Linked DNA regions of Homo sapiens: region 2 is linked to region 1. Evidence: chromatin loops called from intact Hi-C (ENCODE). Cell type or tissue: heart right ventricle. All regions are shown on one strand. Each heading gives the region's core, and the rest is flanking DNA. Links, peaks and the distances in the headings are about the cores only.

Region 1 (15,065 bases), core at 1-8,000:
TCCTGCCTGTTACAAGTGTTAACACCTGGCCTGGGGCCTTCCTCCCCCGCAGTCTCCAGGTGCCTCCCTGGGCCCAGCCCACTGACCCCCACGGGGTTTGACTGAACATGTTCACAAGCCTCTGAAAGGTGGGTGGAGGTGGGAGTGGGTGGGAGAGGCAGCAGGACATCTGACAGATGGGGAAACTGAGGTAGGTCTTAGGCAGGTGCTCGAGTGGGAGGATGGGTCCTGGGATGGCGAGAACTCAGGTGTGCTATTTCCCAGCTCACTGCCCTTGTCCTCTGCAAAACATTTTCACCCAAGCTGTGAGGCAGGGCAGGCTGGGGACTCCTGGGTGAAGTGTAAGGAAGCAGACCCAGATGGGTGGCCACTGGTCCTCAGTCACACAGCGGCAGGGTGAGCTCCTGATCTCCAGCAGGCCCCCTCCATCTGCACGTCCATCGCTGGAATGTAGCAGGTGCTGGGCTAGGCCCTAATAACATAGGTTCATCCCCCCACCCCAGCGCCCCCAAGAAGAAGAAGAAAGACAAGTTTCTCCACCAGGAGCTAACTGGGACTGACAAGGGGAATTCGAGAAATCAGTGCTGTTGTTTCCTGTCCCGGCTCTGTCACTACCTGGAGAACATCTCTTCCTTCCAGGGGTGTCAGTCTGAGGCCCCTTAGAGCTGTCCCTTCTGGTCAACCTTCTGTCAGGACTGGGGTCTGAGCAGTGTGGACTCAGGGTGTCATGCTTGAGGGTCCGCGTGGACAGAAATCCCAGCTACATGACTTCCCCTGTAAATCCTTCCTGGGGAATGCATGAGCTGGGTGGGCCAAAGAGGGCAGGCCAAGATGGGCTTAGATGCTCAAAGTACTGGAATCTGACTGCCAGGCGGGGGGCTGGGTTGGGGAGTGGGGGCAGAAATGGGATCAGGAATCAGAGGCCCATCTACCCTACAGCCCCAGCCCTAACCCTGAGAAGGTGACTCACCCTCCACCCCAGCTCCAAGACCAAAGAAAAACAACCTCAGAGAGAAGGGCCAGTGACTCTAGTGCCTGGACAGACAGGACAAGCTGGTGTCAAGGAAGCCTGTGCCCCTGCCTCTCTAGCTTGCCATCCCTGGCCAGCTGTGCCCCCTGCAGCCACCTTGTGAGACTTTTGCTTCCTGTTGGACCTTCCCTCCAGGCCCATGGCTGCCCACCAAACACCCAAGCTCAGGTGTCATTCATACCCACAGGTAGATGTCTGCAAAGATATTCACAGCCACACAGCCCTGGGCCCAGCACCTGGGGACAGGATCACAGGCGGACTCAGACACAGCCCTCACACAGCTATGGACTTGAGGCTCACTCTCCTCCTTACAAGCACAATCAGGTCATGGCCATGAGCACTGATATTCATGCACAAAGACATCTGTGGGGCTTTCCCCACACTGTCATGAAGGCATGCGCGCGCACGTACACACACACACACACACTCACACACACGCACGCACGCACACACACACTCACATGCCCAGTCATGAACACAGTCAAGCCCAGCGTCACAGGCAGACACAGGCTCTGACCTTTACATGGGCAAAGATACTTCTAGACTTCTCTCTGTCTCTTACACATGTACATACACACATCACAGCACCAGCCACTTGCTCACACTCGTGTGCAGACACACACAGCACAACCTGTCGTGGGCATGGATCCCCCAACACGCCCACACGATTTCACATCCATAGTAGCCCAGTTGCAGGCACAAACACTTTTGCACACAGAGACACACTGGTGTATAGAAAACACCTCTTAGGGTCATAGACCCAGAACACACGCACACACACACACACACACACACACACACACACACACACACCTCTCTCCTTGGCTTAGACAAAGCAGCATTCCTGTCCCCCACCAAATTCCCAAACAAGCCATGTGTCTAGCATTATGTTAGGGCCAATGTCTTGACCTTCCAGGTTTCCCCAGCGTTTCTTCCTATTGGGCAATCCCTATCTAGATGGTCCCCAAGATACCATTTCACACCAGAATCTACACCAACTGGAAGAGTGCCCTCTTCTAGTTCATAGGGCCGGAGAGACTGGTCTCTCTTCCTCAGTCCCTGCCACCTATGGGCCGCCAAACCTTTCCTTCCTACCCTCCCCCAACCCACCAGAGTCTCTGCGAAAGCAAGGCGAAAAACGGCATGGCCTTGGCCCGGGAATGGGAAGAGGGTCAGGAATGGCCGGGTGAGGCTGGACTGGTGTTGGCAGCAGCCTTTCCCCAGACTGGCCGAACCTCCTTCCTGAAGTCCCTGGCTGCCCTGGCCACCCCATGGACTTCTTTATGTGCTGGAAGCCTCAGGTTAGCCCAGCCCCCCGGAAAAGTGTGGGTTGGGCAGAAGAAAGACTTCCCCTTGGCTGGCTGTCCTGGGAGCAACTCCTAGCACCCTCTAAACAGAGACCCTTGGCCATGTCCCCACCCTCTCTCCCAGGAGCCCCAAACACCCAGACACAAATGCTGCCATCCCCAAACAACTGGAAGACTCGGGGTGTGGCCCCCAAGTCTCGCTGTCTCTGCTCCTCCTACCCTGGACTCTGGGTTGGCGAAAGGCAGGGAGTCTGGGGACCTGCAGGCGGTACCGCACCGTGGTGGCACTTCTTTCTGACTTTCACCCCGGGGGCCACAGCCCACTTCTCACTCACAGATCCCAAATTCTTCCTCCTCACCTCCCCCCGCCCAGGCCAAGGCTCTCCTATGTCCAGGAGGGGAAGATTCTTTAATTAAAGTTTTCCGGAATGTAGGGGGCTGGAGACTGGGGAGAGGCGGAGTGTAATTTAGAGAACTGGTTTCAGTGTCTTCCCCTCTGGCCCCTGGGACCTGCGGAGGGTGGGAGAGCGGCGATGGGGCCGCTCGGAAAACAAGGGGACTCCTGGAGCTGGGGCTCCCAAAGCGATGTTTATTCCTCACCCAGGCCCCCCAGACACGCACAGCCCCCCCCAAGCACTGCTCCCGGCTTCCCAGTCTTATTTACTAAAATGTCTTTTGTATCCACATTTCTCAGGGACGGAATTCTCCCTTCCCTCTCCCTTTCTCCTCGGTCCTCGGTTTTCCAAAAGGAAGAAATGTGACATGGAGAATTGGATTTTTGGTCAAAGAACAACAAGCCTACCCCTCCCAGACAACACATTTTCAAGGAACCCCCCTTTTGCCAGGGTGGACAAGCAAGAAATGAATAAAATCCGAATTCAATGGCATCCCGGATCAGCAAATACCATATTCACTTCAGAGGCTCAAGATGAATCTAGAGCGGTGGGGAGAATCTGATGAAATCCCCCCACCCACTCCCCTGCCCCGGGAGGAGCCCTGAAGCCTTTGGGGTCTGAAATAGGAAGGCAAAGGGGGGTTATTATGGGGAATCTCTTGATGGAGGCGCCGGCAGAGGTGGGGTGGCAGTGAAGGAACAGGATGGTTTTGCCCATGAAGACCCCAAAATGGAGAAGAGGAGTGGCTGGGCCCCAGGGACAGTGCTGGATTTCCAGAAACCCAACTGCAAGCAAATGGGGGGTCTTCGGGGGCCTCTAGATTGGGACGGGCAGAGGGTTAGGATCTAAGAATAAGAAACCTTCTGAGATGGGAAAAGTCCTCCAGCCCCTGCAGCGGGGAGCAGGGAAAATGGTGATTATCAGAGGAGCCAGGAGTTGGATTCTGAAGGCGACACCAGCAGAAAATCCAGGAGGGGTGGGCGGGTGGGGGGCTGGAGGGAGGCGAGGAGAGGAGCCCCAGCCCTGCAGCGGCCCACCCCCAGCCGGCGCCCCCACCTTCCCCGGACGCGGCGGAGAAACCGGGCCGCGGGCAGACAAGAGGCGAGTCTTACCACCAAATTGGGTAGCCAGCGAGGACCCTGGTGCCACCGAGCAGGAGGCCGAGGAGCAGCCCGAGCAGGTGGGGCTCCATTAGAAGAGGCGCCGAGGAGGAAGTTTGCCCGCGACCATGAAGAGGGGGAGCGACGCCCCCAATAGTTGGAACAAAGTCCACTTGAGATTGGAAATGACTTTCGGGCTTGTCAGAAGCGCACCTCCACCCGCAGCCGCCCCCCTCCCGAGCCCAGCGCGGAGCAGCCGGGTTTGAGGATGTCAGCGAGCAGCCAATCAGCGCCCGCGGCCTAAGGTAAGAGATGAGTCTGTAGTTCAGCCTGTCAATCACGCGCCCCTCCCGCCCGGCCCACAACTCGGGCTCCGGGAAGGGCATCGCCCAGCAAACTTGGGCAAAGCCCGCGCCCCGGACGCCGCGGGGCTTCGGGGGGACGCGGTGGGCCGGACCCTCTGCTACCGCCGCGGTCCCCCGCTGGCCAGGGTTAGGGCGCGGGGGCTTTGACCCGGGCGTTCACATGGCGAGGGCTTGGCGTGGGCATGAACGGGTGGCTCCTTTGCTGGCGGGGACCGTGACCCGTTGGGACGTGGGCCCGCGAGGAATCGAGGGTAGAAAGCACAGGGATGTTTCCAGAAGCCCCGCTCGGGCAGGTCAGGATCAGAGGGTGGGGGAACGCACCCCCTCCCAGCTTCCAGCCTCCCGAGTCCGCCCGCTCTCTGGCCTCTCGTCCTGGCCGCGGGAGGTCACTTCCCGGGTGTCCGAGGAACGTGCGGAAAAGTCCGCGGAGGCTCGAAGGTCTGGCTGCGGGCGGCGCCGGGGGACGGAGCCGAGTGTCATTTGAGTCTTTTGTCAGGGATCAGATCGGTATCGGGACCTCCTGCTGCCTTTGCATTTCCTGCAACTGACACCAGCGGCCAGTCGCATTTCCTGCTCTCGGAGTCGGGTCACTTTCTCCTCCTTGAGGGGTTCAGGCCCGACCTCTGGCCCGGGTCGGAGGCGTGACCCACAGCCTCAGTGGGATTCTCGGTTGGACCATCAGGGACCGGTGAAACGCGCAGCTCTGGCCGAGGGCGGCCCAGGTCCTTGGAAGACCTTGCTGCCCTCCGGAGCGCCCCTCACTGCCCGACCGTCCCGCCTGAGGCCCCGGTTCTACTGATAGGGAGCTCCAGCCTGGGGTTTGGCGATAAAGGCCCTTGCCCTGTGCGGACACCAAATGCCTCCAGTTACCCACCCCTCCCCACAGGAAAGGAGTCCTTCCAGGCCCCCTTCGGGCTTGCTTCCTCTCCTCTCCCTCTCCAGAGCGAGGAATTAGGTCTCAGCCCTGGGTGGTATTGACATCATGGTCAGGTTTTGGGGACTCACGCCCGGTCACCTGGGTGCCTTTCCCTAGGCCCCCTCCCAGGCCACCTGAGGCACCAGGACTCTGCGCAGCCCCGGTCTGGGGTGAAGGAAGCACTGCCGGTGGGGAGCAGGGACCGCTGTGTAGGGAACTGTGGCAGAAAGGGCAGAGAATGAGCCGACCCGAGTCCCACAGAGGCCTGGAACGGCGGGCGTTCCACGAGGTGAGGGCCATGGCTGAAGGAAGTCTTACGCCAGGGGGCCAGACATTCCTGGCCTTTGATCTGAGCCCCCCGTACCCACAGCTCCAACCTGCTGCCCCTTCTGGTCGGCGAGCCCTCTCCGCACGCGGCTGCTGCCGGCACAGGGAGCGCGGGGAAATGGCCTCGGGGGCACCAAGGGTCGGGAGAGCCGCCTGGGCTTGTCATGGCTCCTGCTGCGTTCCCAGCCCATTGCTGGACTGGAGGGGGTGGGAGGGGAGGTTGAAAGAGAGGAAGGAAGGGGAGGAAAAGGAGAATCCGAGAGGAGGAGAGAGAGAGAGGGGCTCAGAGATGAGAGAGACGCTGAGACAGAAACCAAGAAAACTGTCGGGGGGAGGCTGAGCCACCGGTGTGAGGAAGAAAGGGGCAGGGGGGAGGCGGAGAGCACCAAGGAGCTGCAAGGCGAAGAAAAATCGTGAACCTGACCAGGAGTGGTGAACCTGGTGGGGGCTGCAGAGATGGGGATCCCTAGAGATGCTCCTCATGGCTGGGCTGATTCTGGGGTGCCCTGTTTCTGATTCACCTGGAAAGAGGGTTACCATTGCCATGAATGCAGAGCCTCAGGACCAAGGCTCTGGCAGTGGAGAGCTTTCCACATACCTCCCTCTTGGATGGAGGCCTGCTAGGTCCTACCTGGAGTCCTGTCCCACCCACAGGGCTCCCAGGTGGCTTTCTGATCAGAGCTGCCTGCTGGAGTCCTGCCCAAGGGCTCGGGAGTTCCAGAGCCCCATGACAGTGGTGCTGAGAGCTGGGGAGGGCTACCTTCCCTGGCCACTCAGACACCACTGTGGATGCAGTATGGTGGGGCGACAGGGCCTGGACTTGATGGCTTCTTGGGGTCATTACTGGGCCTCAAGACTCCACAGGTGCCAACCCTGTGAGGTGGGAGCAAAAGATCCGAGGCTGTCGGTGGGAGTGTGTGTTGGCTGAGATATGCCCAGCCAGCATCCTGGGTGCTGTGGGCAAGAACATCATTCCCTGAGGGGTCATGTGTACCTGAATGCCTCCTCCAGGCAGCCTGGAGAACTCAGACGCAGGTCATGTGCATCAGGCAGGAAACAAGTGGGTTGAAGGGTGGAATCTAGGAGCTGGCCATGTGCGCCTGGGAAGTGACAGAGGAGAGGACTGGAACCTACCAGCGGCCCTGCCAGGCCCCTAGTGAATGGAGGTGTGTGTGGGGATTTCCGCCACTTGAAAGCTCCTCAGACAAGGGGAGCCTGAGTCCCTTCCTTTCCCCCAGGTGTCCTTCCTTCAACACAGGTTTAATTTCCTTCCTCCTGCACCCCTTGCGCTGCCGCGGGTGGAAACGCAGGAATGGTTTCTCTCAGGGGAGGGCGGGCGCCCCTGACCACACATCACAGATAGAAACACCCTCTCTCTAACAGGTACCCCAAGCCCCAGGGTGGTTTCACTTGGTGGAGAAAGGGTTAAATTCACTCCAAGACCAGGAAGGGAGGGCGGGGTGGAGGCATCAGCCGGTGGACCAGGAGGCCATCGCCCTGAAAGGAAGGGTGGTCTCTTGGAAGAGGGCAGAAGAGGCAGCAAGGGCCAGGGACCTGGGGACATGGGGTGGCACGTGGGAAGCACTTTTTGTTGTGTGTGTGAATGTGTGGGACCTTAGACCTGGGAAGGGGACCCCAGTCCCAACCCAACCCCTCTCTCTAGCTGGCTCGGAGGTTCCTTTTGATGTGCACTCCCCCGGGGCTCAGAGTCTGCCGCTGTGTATTCAGTGAGGCTCCACTGGACCCCCTGCGGAGGCACCGTGTAGACAAAGAATCCGGTGGCCAGGCCCCCGCCCGCCCTCATGGGGCTACCCGTCTGTCGCGGGGAAGGAGGAGGAAATCTCCGATCCAGGCACTGTGCCATTCATTTTTGCTTGAAACAGGTCTTGGGGCTGCCAGGCGGGAGTCGGGAGCCGGACCAACCTGGGGGGGTAAAGGGAGAGGCGAAGCCGTTGCAGCGGGGAAGCAGGTGGGGAAGTGCGAAGGGCCGAAGGCCTAACACCACAGGGCTTATGGAGGAACAGTGCAAAGGGAGCACATAGGGGGCTCCAAGGCCTCTGACCTGGAGAGGAGGGCGTTTAACTTTCTCCTAGGAGCTGTAGGAACCGCAGAGCGGTTTTAGGCGAGCTCCCTAGAGGCCACTGGAAGGCTGGACAGCAGAGCCTGGAAGCAGGAAGGCCCTAGCGTGGGTGGTGGGCGCAGGAGTAAATCGGATTTCTTTCCACTGCCCAGCCTAGTTTGCTGGCATAGAGGCTGCATCCTGGAAATGCAGGAAGCCCCTGACCTGCACCGAGTAAGCGCATAGTAGGTAAGCACCAGATGTTAATCTAACACACAAAGGAGCGCAGGTGCACGCGGAGGTCGGCTCAGAGCCCAGCGGCGCGGGCGCGCCCCCTGGCGGCAGTGCTGATAGCAAGGCGGGAGGTCAGCAGGCGAGGAAGGGGTCGCGCCTGGTCCCACTCCGCTCCCTGCGGGCCCGGCATCCTCAATTGTTGCTGGTGAGCAGCCCGGATTTCGGAGGATCTTGGTTAAGCAGGTGCCCTCCTGAGTGAATGCCCTTAATCTACCTCGCAATCCCGGAGCTTAGCTGGGGATAAGGGGTGCATGGCTTCAGGCTCCCCTCTCCTCTCCAGACAGGCGGAGGGCGAGCGGGCCCAGGTGATGCCGGTCCAGGGCGCACTGGGGCACCGCCAGATCCACCCTGCGGATGCCTCCCTCTTCCGCTGACATATGGGAGGCTGCCAGCGGCAGGCGGATGTCACCAGTTCTTCCTGGATCCCGAGATCACAGGGGCCGCTGTGGGCACCTGAGAGGTTCTCCCTGTGGCAGTAGTTCCTCCTGTCTTAGCTCTAGCTCCCCAGGGCATTCAGTTTTATGTATTTATATATATATGTATTTATAATAAATATGTATTTATAATAAATATGTATTTATAATAAATATGTATTTATAATAAATATGTATTTATAATAAATATGTATTATATAATAAACACATATATTATATATTATATATTATATATATTATATTATATATATTTATATATTATATATTATATATTTATATATAATATATTATATATATTTATATATAATATATTATATATTATATATATAGAAAGGTGGAATTTCATTCTTGTTGCCCAGGCTGTAGTGCAATGGCGCGGTCTCGACTCACTGCAACCTCTGCCTCCCAGGTTCAAGCGATTCTCCTGCCTCAGCCTCCCAAGCAGCTGGGATTACATGTGCCCGCCACCACGCCTGACTAATTTTTTGTATTTTTAGTAGAGACAGGGTTTCACCGTGTTGGCCAGGCTGGTCTCGAACTCCTGACCTATATTTTTAAGACAGAGTCTCACTGTGTCGCCCAGGCTGGAGTACAGTGGTGCAGTCTCGGCTCACTGCAACCTCCACCTCCCCATATTCAAGTGGTTCTCCTGCCTCCGCCGCTCAAGTAGCTGGGATTACAAGCATGCACCACCATACCCAGCTAATTTGTGTTTTTTTGGTAGAGACAGGGTTTCGCCATGTTAGCCAAGCTGGTCTTGAACTCCTGACCTCAAATGACCCACCCATCTTGGTCTCCCAAAGTGCTGGGATTACAGGTGCAAGCCACCATGCCTGGCCTCCCCAGAGCATTTTGGAAAGCGATTTGCGGTGAAAGTCCTTTAGAAGGGAGGGAATGGGGTGGGGTGGGGGCACTGGCCGGTTGCCTGTCATCTCTGAGTCCCTGGCTTCGGTTGTGGAGTGGAGATAACACTTTCCACCTTGTAGGGAGCTGTCAGCGTTAAATGAGAATGGTGCTGACGGAATGCCAGACTGCGGATGGTGAATACAAAATATTGGGTTTCCTTCTTCTCTTGAGGCAAGGAGTAAGCCTCTCTCTCAGGTCTCTCTTCCTGCCCCAGTCAGTGTCTGCTAAGCAGTCCCCCTTCAGGCGCCCAGGAGCCTTCTCCAGAAGGATTTATCCGGGATAATGTTGTCTGATGTCCCCTTCCAAGACCCACTTCAAAATATCCACTTCAGAGAGGCCCCTCCAGACCCCTTGCCACTCCCTAGCCCTGTCCTGTCAGGCCTCTTATTCAGCTTTATTTTCCAGCATAGCCCTGACACTGATGTGATTAATATGTGATTACACATATTATTATTTTTTTGAGACGGTGTCTTGCTCTGTCGCTCAGGCTGGCATGCAGTGGTGTGATCTTGGCTCACTGCAGCATCCACCTCCTGGGTTCAAGTGATTCTCTTGTCTCAGCCTCCCAAGTAGCTGAGATTACAGGCGCTCGCCACCATGCCTGGCTAATTTTTGTATTTTTGGTAGAGACAGTGTTTCACCATGTTGGCCAGGCTGGTCTTGAACTCCTGACCTCAGGTGGTACGCCCGCCTTGGCCTCCCAAAGTGCTGGGATTACAGGCGTAAGCCCCCATGCCCGGCTGATTATACATACTACATAGCAGACATATCTGCTCAGTTTCTTGCATATGTTGTCCGTCTCCAACTGTGAAATCTCCACAAAGAAACTCCCTCCACAAGACTGCTGAACCCCCAGTGGTGAGGGATCCAGCACTTAGCAGCCCCTCGAAAACACTGTTGATGATGGGCCCAGAGGAGAGGGAGCAGGCAGGGCCGAGGTCTCAGATAGAAGGGCCACTGACTCAGGTCTGGGCTCCCTGTGGCCCCTCAGGGTCCTCAGTGCCCCTATCTTGAGTGGCCCTGGCCCCTACAACTCCAACCCACCCCAGCTACCCTGCTCTGTCGCTTGGTTCCTGTGTCCCTTTCATAGGACCCTGTGCTGCCTCCAGTGGGATGAGATTAAGGGTGGGCAGCCTGTTGGGAAGTCACTGCCACATGGGGGCATCTGGGGCTTGGTGGCCCCTCGTGCTGCCTCTCCAGCCATGTGCCACACCTCTTTCTCCTTCCCTTTCTTTCTCTTCAGCCTCCCTCTGTGCCCCTTTATTCTGCCATTGCCTCATAACCCTGAGCCCCATCCCTGGACATGGCTGGCCTGCCCAAGGCTTTTGGGGCTCTAACCCAAGGCCAGCTCCTAGCATGGCTGTGATCCTACCTGAGGAGTTAGAGCCAGACCTCTGTGTGTGGCTGCCACGGTTTCTCTCAGTCACCTGGAACTAGAGCTCCTGAGTTTTCCTTCCACTCCCCTGTGTATGGGACATAAGCAGGCAGGGAAGGGGAGGGAGCCCTGGTTGCAACCCAGGAGGGGCTTGGAGCCATCTTTGGTCTCTTCTGTCTCCAACCTTAGTCACGATGGGCCCCCACCTTCCGCCTGGGCTCTGAGGGCGGAAAGTGTCTGTATTTCTCATCGCACACATTGACTGCATGCCTGCTGTGGACAAGGCTCCACGAGGAATGGGACTACCCTCAAGGAGTCTGCCTTCTTCCTTATAACCCAGCTCCGGTTGATGCACACAGTAGGTGCTCTGTGAATTTCACCTGGTCCATTTCTTCAACGCATCTTCATGGAGCAACTCTGTGTGCAGCTGCCCCTTGGCAGCTGAGCACTGATGAGCAAAAGCAGCCCAGGTTTTGGCCTGCAAGGAACTTGCCATCTGCTGGGGACAGTCATTCATCAGAGGACCAAATACGTAAATGTTTCCTTAAAAAACAAAACCAGGCCAGGCATGGTGGCTCATGCCTATAATCCCAGCACTTTGGGAGGCCGAGGTGGGCGGATCACCTGAGGTCAGGGGTTTGAAACCAGCCTGGCCAATGTGGCAAAACCCTGTCTCTACTAAAAATACAAAATTAGCTGGGCATGGTGGCGCATGCCTGTAATCCCAGCTACTTGGGAGGCTGAGGCAGGAGAATCACTTGAATCCAGGAGGCGGAGGTTGCGGTGAGCCAAGACCGTGCCACTGCACTCCAGCCTCGGCAACAAGAGCTAAACTGTCTCAAGAAAACAAAACAAAACGAAACAAAACAGAGGTGTGGAAGTTCTCTCCATCTCAGGGGTCTTGCGGGGAAGACTTTTGTGGGGGCACATTAGGGAGATAGAATAGAACAAGCCTGATAATATCCTTGGAGATGGTGAAGAAATTTCTAGTGAAGTCCTGGTTTGCACCTTCCAGAACTCTGCCAACTAACCACCTTCTCCACAGACCAGTATGGCCAGTAGCTGTCATTGCTGGGACCTCAGGGTGGCCAGCTATGGGCCCTGAGTCCTGGGAGCCTAATCACATGGATGGAGGCCCAGTGGGCTGGGAATGGGGTCACAGCTGCCTCACTGGCAAGGGCCTAGGCACAGCTGGCACAGACGTTGGAGGGCCCTTGGGCTAAGCAGGGACATCTGCCTGGCATTTCCCACATCCCAGCAGGACCCACCTCTTATGCACCTTTGTCTTGGCTTCTAGATAAGGCCTGAATGGGGATTCACATGTCTGACTGGGAAATCCTCTCTGAGTGGTTGCGTTAGAGCCCAGGTCTACCACAACCCCAGTGAATCCCAGCTCTGCCTCTTACTATGTGACACTGAGCATATTATCTAACCTCTCTGTACCTGCTTCATCAACTGCAAAATGGGTATAATAACACTTGTCTCAAAAAGACAATTGCCTATTCAGCAGAGTGATAGCTGCTGTGTTTGAAATGGCACCTGGGACATGTAAAATGATCGGTGAGCATCCACTCCCTCCCTCTGTGGCAATCAGCTGCTCTTTTTTTTTTTTTTTTTTTGAGATGAAGTCTCGCTCTATCACCCAGGCTGGAGTGATCTTGTCTCACTGCAACCTGCAACCTCTGCCTCCTGGGTTCAAATGATTCTGCTGCCTCAGTCCTCCTAGCTGGGACTACAGATGCAAGCTACCACGCCTGGATAATTTTTGTAGTTTTAATAGAGATAGAATTTCACCATGTTGGCCAGGCTGGTCTTGAACTCCTGACCTCAAATGATCCACCCACCTCAGCTTCCCAGAGTGTTGGGATTACAGGCATGAGCCACCATGCCCAGCCTCAGCTGCTGTTTTTGAACTTCTGGAAGACAGGCTTCTGTTTAGATTTAGTGTAGCTCACACTGCTGGTGGTCCCTTCCTCCAGGATGGCAGAGGCCCCCAGTTTGTTCTGGTCTTTACTCCTCCCCTACCTTGCTCAGAGGTAAATCCTGACTGATCTAAGTCAATCACGGGGACCCATTCTGCTTGCCAGGGATTGGCCTAAACTGGGTGACATGTGCCTGAGGGAGGTCAGCTGAAGGGTGCAAGAAGGTTTCTGGGAAGAGTTTTTGGGGCTCTTAAAATGACACACAGTAAGAAATATCTTTTCCCTGCTTTTGGACATTGTTGTTTTGGGTTGGGATACCTGGAGCTGCAGCAGCCATTCTGTGACTATGAGGAAAGCTGCCTGAAGATGAAGCTGACCGGCAGAGGAAGACAGAGCCAAGAGAGAGAAACAAACTTCATCTCTGACACCATTGCTGAGACACTAACTGCCTTCAGAGGAGTCCTGCTTTGGAACTTCTTGTGATATGAAATAATACATTTTCCTTGTTCGTTAGCCCACTTGAGGCTGTTACTTGTAGCCAAAGGCCTCCTAACTATCTGTATCCTCCTCACCCATCATGTCTAGTGTAGGGTAGTTGGATTAAATGTGGAGACTGACTTACAAGGTGAGTTGCTTTTACTTAAGGATGGATGAGTGTTAGGATTTCTTTTTCTTTTCTTTTCTCTTTTTTTGAGACAGAAATTTCTTTCTTTTTTTTTTTTTTGAGGCAGAGTCTTGCTCTGTCTCCCAGGCTGGAGTGCAGTGGTGCAATCTCGGCTCACTGCAAGCTCCGCGCCCCAGGTTCACACCATTCCCCTGCCTCAGCCTCCCAAGTAGCTGGGACTACAGGCACCCACCACCACGCCCAGCTGATTTTTTTTTATTTTTAGTAGAGACGGGGTTTCACCATGTTAGCCAGGATGGTCTCGATCCGCTGACCTCATGATCCGCCGACCTCATGATCCGCCCACCTCGGCCTATCCCAAAGTGCTGGAATTACAGGTATGAGCCACCGGGCCTGGCCAACAGAAATTTCTTTTCTTTTCTCTTTTCCTTTCTCTCTGTCTCTCTCTTTTTTTCCTTTGGATTTCTTTTTCTTTTCTCTTTTTTTGAGACAGCGTCTCACTCTGTCACTCAGACTGGAGTGCAGCAGCACAATTTTGGCTCAGTGCGACCTCCATCTCCCAGGATCTAATGATCCTCTCACCTCAGCTTCCCAAGGAGCTGGGACTACAGGCATACACCACCACAACAAGCTAATTTTTTAAAATTTTTGGTAGAGATGGGGTTCCATCATGTTGCCCAGCCAGGGTGGTCTTGAACTCCTGAGCTCAAGCGATCCATCCACCTCAGCCTCCCACAGTGCTGGGATTACAGGCATGAGTCACCACGCCCTGCCAGGGCTTCTTTTTCTTGATTTGAGGGTTTGTCTAGGTGGGGGTGAGGTTGCAACTGGAGCCTGGAGCTGGGAGCCTCATTCTGAGATGACTTGTGGGGAGAAAGGAAACAACAAAAGGGAGGGTGTAGGGTTGAGGTGAGGTTTAAGATGCATCCAGAATGTAGTTCTGCCCAGGTCGGGCACGGTGGCTCATGCCTGTATTTCCAGCACTTTGGGAGGCCAAGGCAGGCAGATTGCTTTGAGCTCAGGAGTTTGAGACCAGACTGGGCAACTTGGTGAAACCCTATCTCTACAAAAAAAAAAAAAAGAATTGCCAGGTGTTGGTGGCTCGTGCCTGTAGTCCCAGCTACTCAGGAGGCTGAGGCTGGAGAATCGCTTGAGCCCAAGAGGCAGAGGTTGCAGTGAGCCACTGCACTCCAACCTGTGTGACAGAGTGAGACCCTGTCTCAAAAACAAAAACAAAACAAACAAACAGAAAGAATGTAGTTCTGCCCAGTGCTGCCTTTGCATTTTCCTAAAGAGGCTGCAACTTGACTGCTGATGGGTTTGAGGTTCATGAAAATGTTTTGGAATTAGTGGTGAAGGTTGCACAACTTTTTCAATATACTGGAAGCTACTGAATTGTGCACTTTAAAATGGTGATTTTTTTATGGTGTGCAAATTATATTTCAATTTTTTTTTTTAGACAGAGTTTCACTCTTGTCACCCAGGCTGGAGTGCAATGGAGCAATCTTGGCTCACTGCAACCTCAGCCTCCCAGATTCAAGTGATTCTCCTGCCTCAGCCTCCCCAGTAGCTGGGACTACAGGCATGTGTCACTATGCCTGGCTCATTTTTTTGTATTTTTAGTAGAGAAAGGGTTTCACCATGTTGGCCAGGCTGGTCTCGAACTCCTGACCTCAGGTGATCTACCCGCCTCAGCCTCCCAAAGTGCTGGGATTACTGTGTAAGGCACCACGCCTGGCCTCAATTTTTTAAAAAGAGAAAAAGCAGCAGCCCAGCCACCTGCCTCCTACAGTCTCCCCTCTGCCCTTCATTCTCAGGTGTCTAGGAGCCATTCTCAGGCTCCCTGAGTGTGTTTCGGGGATGGAGGGGCACAGCCCCACCAGCCATGCCACACAGGAGCACTTCCTAAAGTCTCTGCTGGGAGGGGCTGGTGGAAGCCTTGCCTGGGGACACTGGGACTCACTCTTTCACCTGAGGGGATGGTTATCTCCTAAGGCCTGGTCCTCACTG
Region 2 (15,471 bases), core at 2,769-10,768, 93 kb before region 1:
ACTATTATGTAGCCATAACTAAAAATTTAAAATTTATATAAAAACAGTATTCCATAGGACTACCAAACTAGGGAAATTACTGCCCCCATTTTCTCATTAGATTTTTCTTCACTAGAGTAGTATAACATGACCGAGAATTTGGGCTTGCTCAGCTCTCCACACTGACCGGCCGAATGACCTTGGATATGTCATTTAACCTATAAGCCACTGTTTTCTCATCTGTCAAATGAAGATAATATTAATAGCTGCATTATAGGGTTATGAGAATTAGATGGTAATTTCTGTAAAGTGTCACAGTGCCTGGGATATAATATGAAATCAATGAAGTGTAGTGGTTATTTTTACTTATTATTATACATACATTTTTTATTATTTCCTTATGACAAATTCTCAGAAGTGGGATTGCTAAGGTAAAAATATTAGTATTGTAAAGATTTTTGATACATAGTGCTATCAAAACTCTTAGGTAAAAAATGCTCTTGGTTTTATAAAGCCTACGCCTTCAGAATGTTGTACTAATTTACACTTGTAGCTTCACCATATAAGAGTATGAGTTTCTTGGGATTCTCACCCGTACTTGATATTATTAAAATATTTTTTGCCAGTTGGATAAGCAGAAGGTTGGCATTTAGTTATTTCTTTAGCTACATTTCAATGACTAAATGCTCAAATTTAAGATTTTTCAAAATGTTTTGCAATGACAATAGTCTGTGAAACTGAAAAATATGTAACACATTAATTTTTGTTAAAGATGTGTGGTCTGAATTAGTTAATTCATAGAGCATCTTTACCTACCACTTTATTACTTAAACCAACAGGTAAGAGTTTTAGTAGAGAGGGCTGTTAGGCTTGCTTTAATGAGTACATGAGATTTTATTATAATTATACTATTGCCTCTTTTTCACAAATGGATGGTGCTAAAATACGTGAAAGTAGTTTATTCTCAATTAATTTAAAATTCACCTTGTACTTCTCTTAATTTGCTTATTAGTGAATCCTTTCTCCATGGATAAACTCCTCAAAACTGCTGAAGTATGTATGAGGTATTGTCCTCACGTTCTGGGGGGTATACCATATGTTCCATTAAGATGTTTGAAGTATTCACAGACCTTCCCCTTCTCCCCTATTTTACGTTTGCTTCCCAAACTTCATTCTATTTTTAAATTTTAATTCCTTTATCCATTTTTGCATCAATACTTGTTTAAAAATCTATTTTACTAGTTCTATTCGTGCCATTAAATGAACAAAAGAAGAAAGCAGAATTTGATTTTAACTAATTACCTAATCTTGATGCTTTCTGAGTATACAATCAGTAGAGATGAAGTAGAACAATCAGATAGAACTAAATTGTTTGAACAAAATTAAGTAAAACTACCAGTGATTTATAAAACTGTACCCATTAATAACATGATATAGTCTTATTTTCAAAGGATTGAAAATTAATGGAAGAAATTTTCCTTTCCACTAGCTTTGCACGAAAGAAATAATCTTCTTTGAATATCCTCCTGTAAATCCCACTGCAAATTGTAGTCTGCACAGAACAGAATCGTGATGCCTAATCCTCCTCTTTTCATGGTTTAGTCTATACAAAGAGCAGAGCTGGAAATTGGATCTTTTGACAGCAGTTACTAAGCAACAGAATTTGGATGTTTTTGGTTAACATCCTAATATATAATGTAGCTGATTTGTTGAAGTTTTTGCATATATTAGCTGAGAGAAGTGGGCACTCCGGAAGTGACTACAGGTCCCTGTATGGCTGGGGAGGTGGGCATTTGTTGTTGTTTTGTTCAATACACTGTGTCTTTTGGCATTTGTATCTCTTTGGCGTAGAAAGGAGGCTGGTGCAGAACTTTCAGACCTTGTGACTTTTTATATTATTAAGAATACCCTTCTCTGTGGCTCACGATATGAGAAAATGTAAGATTTTTTCCTGAAAAGCAGGGAGAACAAATAAAGGATTTTAAGGTCATTCCAGGAAGCTTTAGAGCTTTGCCAAAAGTTTAGGTCCACTTCCTGAGGCAGTTTCATTAGCAGACAGCTAATGTTTGCTTGGTCTACTCCCAAGTTATTTTTAGAAACGAGATTATTACTGATAGCACCCATTTGAATTTGCTCATTTACGTTTTTATATGCTACCAAATATGATTAGAGTATGCTTTTAACTAATCGCTGACAGATTTACTGCATTAGGGATTTTCTAAGCTATGAGATTCCTACAGTCATCAGATTTCTACTAACTAGGTACTTCACGCCAAGTACTTCAGAACTGAGATGAACTCTTTCAGCTCCCAGAAGAACCAGAGTGTTTGGCTTTGCTTACCTAAGGGCACTAAGGAGGTCCCAGAGGATGGAGGGCTGAATCTCCTGAGAGCATGCTTGTTGTGGCTTGTGATCCCGAAAGGCTGGGATTAATGGAACTAATGCTGGTGTGCTCCCATTTGCACTTGTGTAGACTCTGGAGCCCGTAGCTGCTGCCCCTGTCCCACACACAGGTGGCTCCCCAGTTGTCTGAAGATCCCAGGAGTGGGCTCTGGGACTTAAGAGCTTGCCGTGTCCTTGAGCACCACATTCAGACCTGCCCCTAATCCCTGCGTGGCAGAGCCCCGCTTCTCCTGTCCCTCAGTGCTCACGGAGTGCATGTGGCACACTCTTGCCTTAAGCCCAGGCTCCCCACACTCTGGGTTGTCTCTCATACCCCTCCAGCCTGTGTCGTACCTCCACCTTTGCATGCAAGAGAGGTTACAGTTTAATATGACAATCTCATTATGTGCACAGGTGGACATAACGGGCTTCTGTGTTTTCTAGAGCTGCTCTTCCTTCCTTTAGAGTAGACTTCCCGTTATTTCATGAGACACAGGCTGACTGATGCCACTCTTTCCCACATTGTTTCCTTCTTCAGTTCTTCCTGTTTTTTCTTTAGCCTTCTCTTTCAGACTTCCCTCCTAACTTTAAGACCCTATATATGTATGTTGATAATTTTACCTGTTCTACAGGAAACTTCATAATAGAACTGGGCTGACTATACATTCTTTTTCTGTGTGTGTGTGAATATATACTTTTTATTTAGCCATTTTTGTTTACAATTGAAACTCTGGGAATTCAAAATTAACATCCTTGCCCGTGAGCTTCTTATAGACACCAGAAAAAGTTTCAACCTTGTGTTCCACATTGTTCTGCTGTGCTTTGTCCAAATGAACCTTTATGAGCCGGCTGCTATCTAGTTTGACGGGGATTCTCTTGCCCACAATTTCGCTTGGGAAGACCAAGTCCTCAAGGAAGGCATCGTGCACAGCTGTCAGAGTACGGCTCCTGGGACACTTTTGCTTATTTTTTGTACGGCTTTTTCGAGTTGGCTTAGGCAGAATTCTCCTCTGAGCGATAAAGACGACATGCTTCCCACTGAACTTTTTCTCCAATTCGCGTACTAGCCGGACTTGGATTTTCTGGAAAGATTTCAGTTGAGGAACGGGAACAAAGATTATGATAGCTTTCCGACCACCACCAACTTCAGTTTCCTTGGCTGCCGTAATATTCAGCTCCCTGAGCTGAGCCTTGAGGTCCGAGTTCATCTCCAGCTCCAGAAGAGCCTGGGAGATGGCCGGACTCGAACTCGTCCGGCTTCTCGCCATTGGGCTTCACGATCTTGGCGCTCGAACTGAACATGGCTTTCTCCTGGGAGAACTTGCAGCGCCTGCTTAGGAAGAGACCCAAATCTCGCGAGAGCACGTCAAAATCCCTACATTCTTAAGATTAATTTTGGGGGGAGTCTGTAAGATACGGTTCTTACCTTCTTACCTCCAGCCTCAGTCCTCCTGGCATCTTCTGTGTTGGGGCATCTTTGGATCTAGAGCAAGCACTGTGTGACCTGCTGTGTGCTATAACTCACGGTGAGTTTGGCACTTCAGTTGTACTAGTCTGGCTAGGGCAGTTTGTACAATTTTACTTTTCTCGCATCTTTCTTTCCAGTACCTCTCCTCCTGCTGGGATTTATCTACCTAAAGTTGTGGTGCAGCTTCCCGGCTTAGTATGTAAATATCTCACTTGGATTTTCCTGTGGCAGCTAACCTCACGTACTTGCCAGCCAACTCTGAGTATCTTCTTAGTGAGAATTCTGCTGGGGCCTGGGCCAGAAAGGGTGAAAGGGACTAAGGGACTGAGGAGACTAGGCAGAAATCGTGGATCCTGGGAAGAGTTATGAGCACAGGTTACACTAGTGACTAGATAAGGAAGAAAATGTACGTGTGAGAAGAAAAAGGGATGTGTGTGTATGTATGTATTTAAATTAGAGCAGAGTAGCTACCCGGAGGAGTTTCAGTTGACTGGTTACCTGAAACTAGTCAAGTTACAACTGGAATTGCACAGCCTTCGTCATGGTCGGTGTGTTAATAGAGCTTGCTGTGAGTGCACCTCTCCCTCTGATAGTAATTAGCACAGAGACCGACTGCAAAAAACAAGAACGTCACTACTTGATATTAAGTGACTGCTGCAGGTATTTTTCCTCTCAAATGTTATGTGTAGGCCATGCAGTCAACTGTGAAGTGATTTGGAATGCTTTGTGAATTACAGTGTCTGAGATAAGTTGGTGAGACTACATACCATGTAGCAAGTCATCATTAGTTTAGACCTAAGCAATGTCCTGAGTAAGGTCCTTGCAGCCATATAAGCTGTACATTGTTTTGAGAAGGAAAAACATAGAACTACTGCAACCAGCCAGGCTGTGGTGTTCCAGGTCCCTGTGGCTCTAATCCATGATCTCACAGCCTGATGGTCAGAGTTATATGCTGGCATCAGAGCTTTTAGTAGAATTCTGAAAAATGTTTTGAAAAGCAAAGCATTATTTTCAGTGATTCCTTAAAATTACCTGAGTTTATAAGATACCACATTGGCTGCGGTTCCATCTTCAAAAAAAGTAGCAAAGAACCGCTGTAGAACTGCTTCTGAGCTTTTCAGTTGTCTCGAATGTACCAACTCAAAGCCAAAAGGAACCATCATTGTGTATCAAGAGACTGAAATAAATATCCTATTCTCATTTTCTCTTTTTCTGTGTTTGGGGAGGAGAAGATAAAAGGCCCTTCCCTTCTTGCTCTTTAAATGTACTCATGATCCATTTTCAAACCAGCTTCACCTCTGTGTTTTATTTCAGTTGCCAAATCAGGACAGATCCTTGACTCCAGTTTTCTCTTTCATCACCACACCCATTCATTCACCAAGTTCTTTCAGTTCCTCCTCCTAAACATCTCTAGATTCTGTCCACTTACCAGCACACCCACTCCCTGGCCACCATCATTTCTCACCTAGAACTCCACAATCTCAATTAACTATTATTCCCCTCTAATGCTTTTCTATACAATCAGGAAAATGTTTCTAAAACATAAGCCTGACATGTCAGTCCATTGCTTATAACCCTTTAGTGGCTTGTTATTGCCTTTACAGTAAAATTTTAACTCATGAAATTTGTAAGACTCTTTACGTCCAAGTTCCTTCATCACCTCTTCTAATTCATCTCACCTACCACTCCACTGCATTGACACCAACACCACTTTATTTTAATTCTTATTGACCGTTCCTGCAGTGTTCCTGAATGTTCACATCTCTGTGTCTCCTAATTTTCAGTATATTCTGCTTAGAACACTTTCTTCCACCCTTTCCACTGGTTAACTGTTGTTCATGCTTCAAGTCTCAGGTTAAGTGTCACTTCCTAAATTTAGGAAACTGTCCTGACTCCCTAAGTCCATTTAAGAGTCAAGATAGGCTGAGTTATGCTGCATGAAAGGACAACCCGAAAATCTCAGTGGCTTAACACAACAAAGTTTATTTTTTATTTACACTACTATATCTCCGTCATGGCTCAGACAGTGAGTTCTGTTCATTATATTTTCTCAGAGACTCAAGCTAATAGATAATAGAGGCCCCGCCTTACATCTGATTCCATGATAGCCAAGGCAGGGAAAGGAGTATGGTGAATCATGCAGTGACTCCTAAGGCTTCTTTCAGAAAGGGGTGTATTTCCCCTCATATTTCATTAACCAAAGCAAGCCCCATAGTTATGCCTAACTTCCAAGGCACTGGGGAAATACTGCCTACCCTGTGCCCCCGTATCATCTTGTATTTCCCCTAGCCTAATAATGTCATGCTTTGTTATAATTACATGTGACTTGCTTCCCCAACTCTAACTTTTGTGAAAGTAGGATTATTTTTGTCTTATTTATTATCCTCTGCAGTGCCTTCATTAATGCTTGATACATAATAAGAATTCAAAAATATTTGTTGAGTGAGTGAATGAATAAGGCAGCACTCCAAGACTCAATCCTTAGGCCTTTTTTTCTTCTTCTTCTGCCATTTCTTCTTGAAGATGGCTTCCTCTGTCATGGTTTCAGCAGTCACTGCCCTGAGAGTGATTTCCATTCCCTGACTTCAATCAGATATCTCCAACTTCTCACTTAATATTTCTACTTGAATTTAAAATGTGTAAATTTATTCTTTTAGTAAATACTTCTTAATTACTCTCTAATAAGGCATTATATTAAATGATATGAGGATACAGAGGTAATTAAGACAGCACTTGCCATCTGAGGGCTTGCAATCTAGTATAATACAAAAATAGTACAATGAATCAATAATATATATACGTAATATACAAAATCCTGTGCCAAAGGAGAAGACAAGTGATTTATGGCAAGATGGAATTGGAACTTGTGTTGTTTCAACCATTGAACCTACAGAGCAGACATCATTACTGAATTCTGTTCTGTGCTGGGCACTACACATAACATGAACAGAATAAAGCTTTTATCCACCTCACAGTCCAGTGGGGAGACAGATAGCTTAGGACGAAAGGATAGATGGGGTTTAGACAGAGTGTGGGAGGGTAATTAGGGGGTAAAGGGATGGTGCATAGGAAAACGTTTTCACCAGAGGGGTTGACCTGATTAAATATCTGGAGAAATTGTCAGTATTTATGCCAGGAAAGAGGTAAGGAAGGAACTGAATCAAGATGGTCACAGTGAGACTCTATTATGGTAACTTAATTGTTAGGAATACTTTAAAAACCAAGTATACACAGGTTGTTTTTAAACCTAACATGAAAAATGGTTAATATCATGAGTTTGACTTTATTTCTGTACCTAATTATAAGTCTTCAATGGTTAAAAGATACCCAGGAAGGAATATATGCCATTCCAAGCAAGATGTTGGTGCGGGTGGGGATCGGGTTTACTATCTTGGTGTGCTGAGGTTGGTTACCAACCAGAGAGAGTGGGCTGGGATGCAGAAACTAATTCTTACTCATGACACTGATGAGATTTCCTGAGCCCCACCTGTAGTCTCTGGAATAGTACCTTCATTTCCAAAAAGGCTAGTCTCAAGGCCTTGAGTACTTCTATTCAACTTGCAGATAAGCTAATTCTTCTATCTGATTTGAAATTACTACATCCTTGCCAGGCTAAAACCGTTCCTTCACTGCTTAATTTCATTCTCATTTTCTTGACCATCTTAAGACAGTGCATTCATATCTTTTGTCTGGTTTTATACGTACATCTATCTGATCCTTCATACTCAACCTTTAATTCTTTTGTAAGCTCTTTTACCATTATGGTCTGATTTGAGTTGACAGAATTCTGATCTTTCAGTGTTACTTTTGCTTAACAGAGCCACAATTCTTATAGATAATAAAATGGCATCTAGTTTTATTTTACACATCTCTTGTGGCTCCATCTAGCTCTTGAGTCATTACACTAAAGTCCTGCTCCTGACACAGATACCAGAGACCAGTGTGATAGAAGTGATGGGATGTGTCAGTTGATTAATGATCAGCTAGTCCCCAGCCTGCCCAGGTGTGACACACACAGCTGTTAGTGCTGAAAACAGCCTTAGCCTGCTCTCTGTTCAGCGGTGATCCAGTGTGTCAATTCTAATTTATTGTAGTCCAAAGTGTTGGTGTTTTCCTGTGCTTTGTTTAGTATTGCTCAAGAAGTAACTAAACTTCTTGGAAATTGTCGTAACTGTGGAGGACAGTGAGATAATAAATGACTTTGTTTTCTTTCAGATCTTTGATGATGCGTACAAATCCCAGCTCAGTTGTGTGGTTGTGGATGACATTGAGAGATTGCTTGGTGAGTCCTAACTTCTGCTGTTGTATTATCTTTGCCACATTACAGCTAATATCTCAAAAGTTACAAGAGAAAATTAACAAGTATTTATAAACTGTAAAGCAATAGAAATACCTTTCTTTGTCTTACAAGGAAATATAATGTTCTCTCTTAAATAGCTGACATCAATGATAGTATTCATTTTAATATGCCCTGTGACTATAACACCATTATAAACTGCTTTCTTGTAAGGGCCCATGTCTCATTTTGTATCTTCCAGTGTGCCCTTGCCATAGTAAATGATTAGTAATTTTCATTGATGAGTATATCTGTTATTTAGGACCTCTGAGCTCAGAAATTCACTTGTGAACTTTGACAGAACTAATGAAAGAAGGGTTTAGGATCACAGAGAAATCTGCAAATTCACTAAAACACTAAGGGCAGAAGTTGTAAGCTCTCTGCACCTCAGTTTCTGCTCTTACAAAACAGAGACTATAATCCCTCTCTTGCTTATCCCACAGAGTAATTGTGAAGACAAAAATGGGATAATAAATCTTGAAAAAATTTTGTAAGTTAAAAGTGCAGTATAGTAATTTTTAAAATATGTATTAAATATCTCCTGTGTTGAAGTGCACTCCTACAGAATACAAACATGAAGAAGACTTGGTCCTGGCACTTAACTCATAAGAAATAAACTGCAAGGAAGGGCCAGAAAGTTGTTAATTTTATTTCACTGTAAAATTAAATCAGTCTGACATAAATTCATTACAACAATGGCTCAGGAAGGGGTAATACACTCTATTGAAATGGAAACCCACCTGGTGACTTAATAACATCTGAAAATACTACCCAGTGTCTGAATAATCCCTTCTTCTTTAAGCTGTCCATAATGGTGTAGTCGTGATTTCAAGCTAACTGTTCTTACTGCATTTTTCCCATGATTTTCAGACCTGCTTTTGGTCCTCTGTTATTTATTTTTTTAAGTTTTGGCAGTGTCTGTTATAAAGCAAAGCAGGTATATCTGTGAGGTCTCCATAAATTGATAGTGGGTTTTGGGTCTGCTAGGTTTGATACATCTCAGCCCAGTTTATGGGATGATTTCTTTAAAAGCTTTTAGGCACAAACTCATAGCTCTGTGTAAATTCCTTTATCTTAACACAATTGAGGTGTGTGGTCATAGCAACACTACCATGTCAGGAATGTGTGCCCTCTGAGTACATTTCACTGGTATGAATAGTTATCATCTGTGCATGCTTGCTCATTTATTCAATAAGCACTTGCTGAGCCCTTCCTCCTCTGGTAGAAGTATTAGAGTCTCAGAAAAAGACGCTGCTGCCTGTCTTTATAACATATGTTGGCAAATGTTAATGCAAAGTAGAATGTGCCATGTATTTTGGATATTCTGTTTTTTTTTTTATTTTTATTTTCCCTCCCACTGTTCTCATCAGGTGGATAGTCTGAAAATGGAGGGATCAGTTTTGACCTCAGGGGGCCTGCGAGTAGCTCTAAGCCCAGGGCAGAGGTGCATATGCAGTATGCAGAGAAAGCTAAGCAGGTGGCATTTACGCTGAATCTTGAATTATTGGTAAATGTTTAACAGGTCAGATGTTCTCTTAGAAAGTTATCTGTTCCTTACCATCTGAGGGCCAATCTTAGTGGTTCTGCCATTGTTTCCGTTTTATTGAAATTCCTTATTTTCCCCTTTGCCCATTTTCTAACATCATGTTTTAATATCAGTGTACTGAATGGCCATGGTTTGCAGTAACTTCTTAGAAATGCTTGGTAAATACACCTGGAATTTTTTTTTCCTTCCAAAATAATCCCAGAAAAAACATCTACATGAACTCAAAGTGAATATTTAGAAGCTTTTTCAAAAAATTTATAGAGCCGAGTACAGTGGGATTATGGCAACCTATAATCCCAGCTACCTGGGAGGCTTAGGCAGGAGGGTTGCTTGAGCCCAGGAGTTCAAGACAAGCCTGGGCAACATAGCAAGACCCTGTCTCAAAAAAAAAGTTACAGATAAGAGTTCTTATATTTTAAGCATTTAGGTTATTAGAGATATTTTTTCTTATTATAAATAGTTTTATGACTGTTATTTAAGACTGTTTACTCTTTAAATTTTTTTTTTCTTATTCTATACATATTCTGCTTATGTAGGGACTGTGTTTACTTTTGATGCAAAAAAAAAAAACAAAAACTGAATGTTTGGAATATGTACATGTGTATCAAATCCCTAAACATAATAATGTTTCTTTTCCAGATTACGTCCCTATTGGCCCTCGATTTTCAAATCTTGTATTACAGGCTCTTCTCGTTTTACTGAAAAAGGCACCTCCTCAGGTAAAATAATACTACTAATAAGGAATATTTTAACAAAGAGTTTTTCAGTAAATCGCATATAATGATACAATCTTTAAATAAGCAGGTTATCATAAACATAAAATTCTGTTGTTGAAAGGATTTTGAAAGGTCGTCCAGTCTTGACTTCTGTTTAAGGTAAATTATTTTATCAACAGAATTTTTCCATTCCTTTTCTGAAGAAATCAAAATCCCACAGTTTCTGTGTGGAATACAACAATTAGCATTGTATTTTGTTGTTTTGTAAGTTTTCCACCATATTACATATCCCTACTACCTCCAACTGCCAAGGGAGATTATGATATTAATAGAGAAGGCATTGAATATGTTCCCATATGTTTCATTTATAATTTCATGGGTTTTCCTAAAAATTTGTTTATGGGGATATTTAAGTTTATTTTCTTTGGGCAGTTAAAAAACTATTTTTAACAGATGATCTTGAGTTATTTTTCTTGGGTCATGTGGCACTTTTGAGGAGTGAATTTATAGCCAGGATCTTGATTCCTGTGTTTGCATTTTTACTGATGTGGCTATTAGAGACTTGTGATTTTGGTAGGTTAACAAATTTAAAACCAACCTATGAAGGTTGGTTAAATATGTTAAATTATGTAGAGGCTGCCAGAGCATGTTTGGCTGTGTCACAAGACATGAGTTCTCTTGATTGATTCTGCATGCTGTAACCTTGAAAAATGCCAATCAAAGGCAGGTACAAAGCAGTTAAGCACTGACTTGAAAAGCATCTTAATGTCTGTATGAGAATCTCATATTTAAAGTTAGAGATAGAAACTAATCTGTAAGGAAAATATTTACTCTTAAACTGGTGAATCTAATTTTTAATTTAACAGTTATATATGTGCGTGTATTTTGCACTTAAAAGTAAATGACTTGTCTTGGTTTTTCTGGAGTTTTTTTTTAACTTCTAAAATAATGAAAAGAAACATAACCTATAATAGTCTTGAAGATTTGCAACATATGTGTACTGTGGAAGGATTTTTAAATCAGCTTTTCATAAACCATCATTCCTAGTAATTGGAGTCTTAGCTTATACTAAGGGTGAAGTTAGAGAGGTGAGTGTATTTTCCCTTTCTCTGATTCCTGCAATATTTTCTTAAGTAAGTAAACGTATATATCTAAAGTTGCTGAAACAGAAATAATTATCTACATATATCATGATTCCTCCAATGTTTTCATAAATAAGTAAACGTATATATCTAAAGTTGCTGAAACAGAAATAATTACCCCCAACATCTACATATATTATGCACACAAAAAAACTTTATGTCAGCATATTAATTATAAAAACTATTAGAATGTGAGACTTTTTCTAGGCATTTAAATTTATCTCTTAAAATAGTTCTTCTTTTTTAGCTGAAAATAATTTATGCTAAAAGTCACTTGGGAGAAGGAAGATTAACTTCAGTGCTATCTTATACTTCTTGTTCTTTACATTGTTAAATACTATACACATTGATTTAAACAGAGGTACACCCCCTTGGCTGAGAAGCATTTGTGATCCAAAGTAGATACTAACAGAAATAAACAGAAACTATTAACGAATGATCTGCCACACTAAGATTTAAGAATAATTGTTTCTGTGTTGTAAAACTTATTGTAAGATTTTTGAGGGAAGGAACATTATCTTATGCTTTTAAATCTCACAGCCAATGGCATAGAGGCTTATACGTACATGCTTCACAAATACCTTATCAACAAAAAAAAATTTTTCAGTGTCTTTTCATTTTAGTGGGCTCAAGTGTTTTCATATTGCTGGAGTTTATATTTAGACAGGATATGATAAGAGTGAAAACATTCAAAAATAAGTAAAGTTCAAATGGCCAACAAGTATAAGAAGAGGTACTCAACATCATTAGTCATCAGAGAAATGCAAGTCAGAACCAATAGTGAGATACCACTCATTGCATACCTGCTAGAATGGCTATCATCAAAAAGTCAGGTAATGACAAGCGCTGGTGCAGATGTGGAGAAATTGGAACCTGTATGCACTGCTGGTAAGAATGTTCCTCAAGAGGTTAAGCATAGAGTTACCATATAACCCAGCTATTCCACCAAGTATACACCTACAAGCAATGAAAAACATATGTCCACATGAAAGCTTGTATGTGAGTATTCATAGCAGCATTATTCATAACTAAACATTTATCTGATAAAATCTAGTATATCCATATAATGGAATATTACTCAGCAATAAAAAAAAGTAGTACCATTACATACTACAACATGAATGAACTTTGAAAACATGCTAAGCAAAAGGAGCCAGTCAAAAAGACCACATATTGGATGATTCCAGTTACATGAAATGTCCAGGACTGGCAGATCTATAAAGACAGAAAATATATTTGGGATGGCCTAGGGCTGGGAGGGGAGAATGAGAAGAGTGAGAGGGTCACTGCTAATGGGTATGGGGTTTCTTTTTGGGGTGATAGAAATGCTCTAAAATTGATTTTGGTGGTGTTGTGTATATCTGTGAATATACTAAAATACTGAATTGTACACTTTAAATGGGTAAACTGTGTGCTCTGTGAACCATATCTCAAGCGATTACATTTTTTAGAAGTGGTTTAGGAGCTACTTAAATGATGAAAGGAGACATAGAGTTAGAAGTGAGGGGTGAGCATCCAAGGTACGTGGCCCAGCTTGGGAGAAAGAGGAATTGGATCATTTAAAAAGAACATGGAGTGAATTTATCTAAGGACTGAAGAGGAAGAATATAGAAATATGTAAGAAGTAAGAGATGTGGTTGCCTTAGTGATTGGAAATGGCAGGGGTTCTCTCTGAAGGGAATACCATCTGGTCATTAATCTGAATTTGGTGACTCTGACCTGGACTGCCAGATTACCTGCAGTATACATGAATCAGTAACAGGATAAATTAATATTTGTAGTATTTCTAGTTGGCATGTATTTAACAAAATAAAAATGTGCTTTGTCATACCACCTTGCTTTTTAAAATGTTTATATTCTCTCAAGAAAATAAGGGGAAATTTTCAGGCTGATCCAAGTGTTAAGAATATTAGTCATTGTAAAATGGAAGCATTCACTTTGTCAAACCATTAGCATATAGTTTTTTCAGATGTTTTTAATTAAATATTAAAGGTATATTCAGCTAAATATTGTAGAAATGCATAGAGTGATAGAAAAATATTTATTACTGGTAAGAAAACAAAAGTTGTGAGCATTTTTCTTTAAAAGGAGGAACTATACTTATATACACTACAGTAATCATATCAGTCACAGAATCCTCAATTTTGCATTTGTTGTATTTCCAGCTTTCACACAGAAAAATTGTGTGTGCATGTGTGCACGTGCTCAAATAAAAGAATCCCTTCAGGGGCACTATGTTGTTATGTATCCAGATATTCTCTTTTCTCCTTCCACCCCTCCCCCACCACCCCCTCCCTTCTTGTAAATTGGCTTATTAAAACTGGTTCCCAAGCCCTCCTTTTTTCCCTTTGTGATTGCCTTGGTCTTGGATTTTCAGTGTAGAACTAAAAATTCAAGTCAGATTTCAGTTACTAGGATAATTTTCTTTGAATTTTAAATTTTTCTAAGTAAATGCATAGATTTTTAATGAACCTGGTATTCAGTGGATTTGCTTTAAATTTAGCTGCAGAGTTAATTTCATGATTGATTTATTAGCCCTTTGAAAGTATAAAAAGTGGTATCTGCAGTTCGTGAAGAGTGAAAAACATCATCACATTTTGTTTAGCATCTTTTTAAAACCAATTAAAAGCTTTTCTAAAATGGATTGAACAGGAGAAAATAAAACATGTTCCCTAGGTCTTTATTTCAATCAAGTTTCCCTGTGTTCTGCAGGAGAAGAGATCGAGAGGGGATAGAAAAATTGAAAAGGGCTGTCCCAGCAGGGAGCCAAGCCGGAAAAAAGGGCTTCTCTGAGAACTCAGCAGCAGCAGCTAAGAAAGCTCCCAGCCTGCTTCATCTACATGCAGAGTCACACAAGGCATGGGGGTGCTCACTGTCACACAGAGGTTTCACATGTGCTTCCCTGCTGATTCCTGTGAAAAGCTAACAATTGGCTTGGAGGGTAAAAGACCACTGCAGTTCACCCTCCCTGAGCTGGACGTACAATTTGTCCAGTGTTAGGAAATGTCCGGCTTAGCAGTGAGAGGCTTGAAGACACCCCTCCTTCCAGTGAGATTCCTAACGCCGTCTCTTTTACTTGATGACACTGGGGCTCTTTTCAAGTTTTGCAGATTTATGGAAGTTGAGGGGAATGTGCTTTTCAAGATCAGGAGGATGAAAGCCTTGGTCTTAATGTCAAGGAGGAAGCGGTAGTGAGTGGTAAGGCCAGGTAACTCTTCCTGCAGCCTGCAGGACCAGTGGCTTGATTTTTCCTCATAGATCTCTTCTGCCACCTTCTTTTTTTTTTCTTTTTGGGAGACAGAGTGTCTGAAAAGGAACTCCTTGGGCTGTAAAATGACATGATTCCCCAGTTTCCTCAACAAGTGTGAGAGTAGTTAAGCCTATTAACCTCACTGTTTAATGCTGGGTTTGACACTTTTGTGCATCAAATTGGAAAACCTCATCTGTATGTAACAGGGTAGCCTCGTAATTTATGGAGGAGCAATCCTTCCTCAGTTCAGTGCTTCCCAACCTTTTTAGATTATGGTGCATACAAAATGATAACATCTGATGATACACTTGGGTAAGTGGATGAGGCCACTCACAACTGGCCAGGGCTCTAGCCTTCCCAACAGCTGGCAGGAATTGATATCTTAGTCCAGGTATAACTCATTTGAAGCTCAACGATTGGAAAACTCTTTGGAAACTTTAAACTTTTACAAAAGAAGAATTACCACTCCAACGTCATAGCAGTATTACTGAAGTAGAACTCAGACCTAACAGTTATTAGTGTTCTGGCTAAATTTTATGATGTTGTTGAGAATAGTAACTTCCTCGCTGCTCTGACACCTAGGAATATTACCTAATAAGAGAGAAATACAGCTTAAAGCTTGGAGGACCTAAGGTGTGGACCAATAAGAAAC

Evidence for each region. Hi-C counts contacts between places; a loop is a spot of excess contacts. Peaks named below come from ENCODE experiments on the same cell type or tissue, not always from the same donor. Only the 100,000 strongest peaks of a DNase experiment are listed, where the experiment ranks them.
Region 2: it touches region 1 in a loop (2.0-fold over the local background); 4 of 110 quality-filtered maps call a loop at or near these places.

What each region holds. Positions count from the first base shown.
Region 1 is chr17:46,814,674-46,829,738 of GRCh38, forward strand. WNT3 (Wnt family member 3) reads right to left here and starts at 4,019. Exons shown (of 5, transcript NM_030753.5): 1 at 3,845-4,019. The coding sequence starts at 3,924. It also overlaps a transcript of LRRC37A2 not described here. RefSeq lists enhancers at 1-677, 5,074-5,661. In heart right ventricle, for the core only: a CTCF peak has its summit at 7,845 (motif pointing left); a DNase peak (open chromatin) is centred at 4,755; H3K4me3 peaks cover 1,416 bases; H3K27me3 peaks cover 8,000 bases.
Region 2 is chr17:46,718,505-46,733,975 of GRCh38, forward strand. NSF (N-ethylmaleimide sensitive factor, vesicle fusing ATPase) reads left to right here. Exons shown (of 21, transcript NM_006178.4): 16 at 8,045-8,111; 17 at 10,351-10,430. It also overlaps a transcript of LRRC37A2 not described here and the pseudogene RPS7P11. Among named protein-coding and RNA genes, the nearest start is that of WNT3, 92 kb to the right of the region's middle. RefSeq lists an enhancer at 14,105-14,881. In heart right ventricle, for the core only: no CTCF peak of the experiment used is centred there; no DNase peak of the experiment used is centred there.